2 separate regions of the Homo sapiens genome follow, and region 1 is linked to region 2. The links are chromatin loops, found by intact Hi-C in ENCODE. Cell type or tissue: IMR-90. All regions are shown on one strand. Links, peaks and the distances in the headings refer to the core of each region. The heading gives the core; the rest is flanking DNA. Region 1 overlaps NALCN (sodium leak channel, non-selective). Region 2 overlaps NALCN (sodium leak channel, non-selective).

Region 1 (2,933 bases), core at 46-2,545, 91 kb before region 2:
ATGGAGAAGCATATGTGGATGTGAGATAAATGTGATTGACAAATTCAAATATCATGTACCTTTGGCTTCGAAATATCTGAGCTGCAGTAGAATATGGATGAGGTTCAGAGTCTGGAAGTAGAGAACAATCCAATGAAATAGTGAGATGTCGCTATGAGTTACTCACATAGGAAGATGCACTGGGTAGTCTGATCCCCTCCCCTCCCCACGCTGTGCACCCTGTCCTCAGAGTCACATGGTGTAGAGATGATACCACTTCTTAGGCTGATCCAAAGCTGGGGTCCAAGATGAGCAACCTGTTCTGAATGAACCTCCTTTACTTGTTGTCAACGTTCCTGAATCCGTGAGACAATATGCACATGTTTGGAATTAAAGGTCTCCTTCTGATTTGCAAAATTTGAGTAAAAGGTCAATGAGATAATGGATGGTATCTCTGAAGAACTTTGTCACCTTCACCGCCTAATTAAGTTGATGAGGATTTGAGAAGAACTGCTAGGCCAGGCACGACTGTGTGCCAGAAAGCATAGTAACCAGAACTAAGCCTGACAGGCATGCATATCCATGAGTGCTGGAATCTCAGCTCTGCAAAACCAAGCAGGATCAACTTCTTACTCATCTCATGGTTGATGCTGAAGTAACAAAAGGAAATGGCCTGTTCCCTCTTGCAGTGCTTGTCCTTCCCCCAACCATGATACACACATGATCTGCTTGGACTCTTTGCTGTCCTTCCCAGTCTCTCTTCCTCTAATCTGCCCTCCAGGTTACTTTCCCTGCCTGCTCACATTTCTTTCTATATTTCTATTTTTATTCACATCACGCTTCTGCTTTATAATCATGGAAGCATCCCTATTACCTTCATTGCAAATTAAAATACGTTAGTGTGACATTCCTGCTTCTTTTCATTCAGGACCTAACCTGTCCAGCAACTGCTCCTTTCCTGTGTCAGCACACTGTCCACTTGAGCCCCATCAGCAGCCTCCTACTCCTCTAGGCTCTCTGGATTGTTCACATTGCTTTCCCTGCTCGTACTGCTCCCTGGCCCCAGTGACCCTTTCCCAGCTCCTCTGATGAGTCAAATCCTCCTCATCCATTAGGACTGGATGAGATGTCACCTCTGGCATCCTCCTCTGAAAGGCTTATTTCCACCACAGACAGAATGTACCTCTCTTCTCTTTCCACTTAGCCTGTTTTATATTTGTATGTAAATATAAAGTTATCTATAAATAACTGTATTTTTATATGCATCATATATTATGTGTATATTTACATTATATACATTGTAGGTCGTGTGTATATTTATATAATATACATATATTTATGGATCTATTGTCTTAGGTATATATACATGTTATATACACATACATATAAACATATAACAGGTTATATGTATATCACATATATACACATTACACATACACATATATGTTATATGTGTTAACATATATGCATATTACCCACACATATAAATATCATGTGTATATAACATATATACATGTCGCATATGCATATACATATATATTATATGTATGTATAATGTGTACATATATTTATATGTGCATGCATATAACATGTATATGTAATATGTATATATGTTATATACGTGAGACTATACATGATATATGTATATTATGTCTTATCTAGAACATGTTTTATAATGTTATATAATGTGACATGTTTTTGCCTCTTGCAGTGCTTGTCTTTCCCCTAACCATGATACATGCAGGATCTGCATGGACTCTTTGTTGTCCTTCCCAGTCTGTCTTTCTTTCTCTAATCTGCCTTCCAGACTACATGTGTTTACATGTATGTGTATTTACATGAAACATAATATATACATACATATAACATGCTATGTGTATATGCACACATTATATATATGTATGTGTATGTATATATATATATATATATATATATATATATATATATATATATAATACATTCATAGGTGTTTTACTTCTTGGACTGCAAAGCAGGAGTCAGAAGTGTGTTGCTTCCATATTTTGTTCTCCATTCCCAGCATTCTGACACATAGTAGGCCTTCATTCATACTTAGAGAATTGAATGGAATAGAGAATGAAGCACCCCTAACTTTTTCTTAGTGTCCATCTTATTACAGAGCTTTCTACAAACTTATGAAGAAGGTAGTATAAAAGATGTGGCCTTGGAGGCACTTACTAAAATTAATAATTCTTCATTAAAATTATGTCTTTAAACTAAAAACACTTTTGTTGTTGAAGAACTTATATTTGGAAGCTCTTTTGTATAATTAGATTCTTTATGTTGAAAGTCCAGATGGGGCTAAATTCACACACCAATGTTTATTGAAGTGCTTCCAAATTGCATGAAAAATACATCAACCTTTAAAGTAAACTGAATCATCAGTGGCTTATGTGGTATGGAATTAGCAGCAAAATATCTTCATGTAAATATTATAACTGTCAGATAAATATTATAACTCCTCAGCTGCAAGTGTCTGAGTCTCCTGAAAGTTCTGACAGTCTTTTCTATTTTTCATCTTGAGTATTTGCTAGTATATATAGCTGCAGAATCCATCTACTACAAGACTAAAATTTTTTTCAGAGTATTATATTAAAGAATTATCATAATTTCATATATGTCCCAGATAGTCAATAAAAACGTATTTGGATTATGTTTAAGAATTGTATACTAATTGATTAACTGGTAATATTAATTGTGGTGGGTTTAGCATGGAGATGCAGTTAAGTATTTTTTTAATCCTAGATACTAGTTTTCATAATAAAATATTGAGTATGAGTGATTGTATGTCCTGTATATATATTCATGTTAACACACACTTATCTTTAATTCTTTCTTCTTATTTTGGGGTTAAAGAAAATCTTCAGACAGCAGACATGCCTGTAGTGTTGCACAGAAAGTTATTTTGTGGAATTTTGAAAGATGTCTGGGCTAAA
Region 2 (2,933 bases), core at 192-2,691:
CTTTAAAGAGAGAACTCACAACACAATGGCTCAAGCAAGACACAAGTTGATTTCTTTCTGAAGCTGCCATCCTGGGTATGTGGGTATTTGGATGAGCTGGGCCCCATGAAGTCATCCCAAAGTGCAGGCCTCTGTGGCATCTCTGCCAAACTCAACACTTACTCTCCAAGTCTGTCCTTGGCTTCTCTATTTCTAGCTGGTGGAAGGGAAGGGAAAAATGAGTCCAGGGAAGGAGTTTTTGTAGATGGCTTGGGAGTTGCATACATCAGGAAGAACTTTGTCACAAGGCCACAACTCCTTGCAGGAAATTCTAGGAAACATATTCCCTCACTGAGCAGCCATGCGCCCAGGAAGAAGAGAAGAATGAGTCTAGAGTCGCAAGCAGCAATATCTACTACAGGCTTAAATAACCAAAGGACAAAATGCCCAGTCCATTATAAATATATTCCAAAAATGAAGCCATGAAATTTGACTTCATTTATTGAAGTCAAAACAAATTTATTGTTATAAACTAATTTCTCTATTTTATATTTCTCAAATGATTACATTTTTAACACAGAACAAAGCCATAGTTAGAATTTCAGTAATCGTATGGAATATCCAAAAGGTACACCCAATACACCCAAAAGCTAAACCAGAGTCACTGCTAAATTTTATATTGTTCTGATTTACCTAACAGATTAGTGAAAATAATTAAAATCTTGCTGCTTTTTAAATTTTAAATATCGGATTTTGGTTAGAACTCTAAGAATATTTAAAACTATCTTTACCTACTCTTGTTGGACAATCATTTGAGGAGCTAAGAGTGCAGAGAAGGCAGAGAAATGTTCTCCTCAACCCAAGCAAAAGCACAGAAGAACTATTGCTAATCCAAAATGCAGGAAGGAAATTTCACCCCTCCTCCCTTCCCTTTTCTTGGGCTAGTCTGTTTAACTTTAAAAGCAGAATTTTTGCTCTCACAAAGTATACCAGACAGGAATTTGTTCAAATTCCTCAAAACCAAGCCAAGAAAAGTTTCAGAAAGTTCAGACATGCATGGCAGAGTGGAAAGAACATAGTCTGTGGAGGCGAGCACGGATTCATTGGAATGCCGCTCCAGACATCCACTCTGGGTGAACTCAGGGATGTGTTTAGTCTCATTAAGCCACAGTCTTTTCATTTTTAATGTAAGAGTGATAAGAACGACTTGCCAGTGTGTTGGTGGAGAACTGAAATAGAGAAAGGCCTGGTGTGTAACAGGATGTTTCTCTCCATCTGTGTAATCTGTGACAGTCCTAGGAAGTTCAAAGTTATGACTGTTCTGGGTTTGTGGCCAACAGTTGTCTGTGGCTTCCATGGGTTGGAGCTGTCTAATGGGGCCCAGACCACCATCGCTCTGCTCAGAAGCTAATCATACCAAAACATGAGGTTTTTCTCCAAGCGACAAAGAGGGGCTAAGCACCCAAGGATCTCCATAATAGTAGCAGGAAAATGAAGCTGAGACCTTACCCTGACTTAGAAGTTCATAACAATAATGGCCCCAAACAAGATGCTCATGTCTATTGGTTGTGGTTAATAATCATGCAACAACATGAACTTCAAACCCAGCCTATGCTTGGCTCTTCCAGGGACTGAAGGCATCTCAGAGCCCCACCCCTTACCTCAGAAACCGCAGGAAGGAGCCTGGGTTCTCAGAGTCCAAGAAAATGCACCTGATAATAGCACCTGAACTTCCTCCACACAAAGAAAGCCTGATAGGGACAGGGGATTAAGCTTGCATGGAGGGCAGGATCCAACCCACAGTAGCACTTCCTTGCCATGCGACCTTAGCAAATGGCTTAACTCGCTTTCTGTATCAGTAAAATGGTGTTTGTAGTACTAAGGTGTCAGTGAGGATTAAATGAGCCAAGCCTGACCCACAGCAATTCATGACAAGTCTCAGCCACTTTAATGAATGTGATGATATTCTAACGTTTGGGATGCTGAGGTGGAGGACGATGGTGTCCCACCTCCTGCAAATGCCATGTGAACACTGAAGCTACACAAGCAATGGCTCTAAAGTCAAAGCCAGCATCAGGACTGGTATAAAAGAATCACCAGGACAAGGGCAGGGCAGAGGGGAGGCCAAAGCAGCTTTGTCAGTGCCTGCACGGCTGGACCTAGAGGAATTTCTCGACATAGAGGGTAAAACAACCCATTGGCCCACATTTCTGAGGACCGACGTGGGAGAAGGGTCACATGAGGCCATGAAATGGGCATCTGCAGAGGAAATGGAAGCCAGTGTCTGGAGACAAGTGGAGCCATTGAGCTAGCAATGCGTGATAGATACTGTGGGAAGGGATGTGGGGAATGCAGCACCTCTCAAGGGAGGTGGCTGAGTCTGGCAATGAGGGCCTGGGGCATCCTTAGTCAGCAAAGCAGGTCTGCAGCCTCGGGAGCTCTGGCAGCTGGTGTGGGTCACCAACTGGCCTCGGGCACCATTCATGGAAATTAATCTGGATAGTCCCCTCCTGGAGACCCTCCAGGATGGCAGATGAGCAGACTGGCCGGCTTTCAAAGTCTGCTGACCTCTATAATTGTGGCTCTTCACATGGTCCAACACACTCTTCCCTTTTACATGTGTTTCCTCTTTGAATATTTCCACCAGCCCCTCTCCCTGACCTCTCTCTGCTTTGTTACTTTCCTTTGCCCATTTAATCTACATTTTATGTTTTGTCCAGATTAACATACCTGTGTTTCATCTGCCAGGCACTGGCCCAGGCCCTAGGAATATGGTGGTGACCAACACAGAGTGGCTGCTTTCATGGAGTTTACAATCTACAAAGGGACAAAAAGGATAAACAACTTTAAACTTTAAAATTTGGACAAACTTTTATAAATACTGCATTTTTCCAATAAAATGAGATAAACAATGGTATAACCTACATTGTACAGAATCTGTGTCTCCCTAAAAT

Evidence for each region. Hi-C counts contacts between places; a loop is a spot of excess contacts. Peaks named below come from ENCODE experiments on the same cell type or tissue, not always from the same donor. Only the 100,000 strongest peaks of a DNase experiment are listed, where the experiment ranks them.
Region 1: it touches region 2 in a loop (2.0-fold over the local background); 3 of 110 quality-filtered maps call a loop at or near these places.

The regions. Positions count from the first base shown.
Region 1 is chr13:101,396,067-101,398,999 of GRCh38, reverse strand. All of the region lies in intron 2 of NALCN (sodium leak channel, non-selective), which reads left to right. Among named protein-coding and RNA genes, the nearest start is that of NALCN, 19 kb to the left of the region's middle. In IMR-90, for the core only: no CTCF peak of the experiment used is centred there; DNase peaks (open chromatin) are centred at 609 and 1,069; H3K27ac peaks cover 139 bases.
Region 2 is chr13:101,305,657-101,308,589 of GRCh38, reverse strand. All of the region lies in intron 7 of NALCN (sodium leak channel, non-selective), which reads left to right. Among named protein-coding and RNA genes, the nearest start is that of NALCN, 110 kb to the left of the region's middle. In IMR-90, for the core only: no CTCF peak of the experiment used is centred there; a DNase peak (open chromatin) is centred at 1,139; H3K27ac peaks cover 418 bases.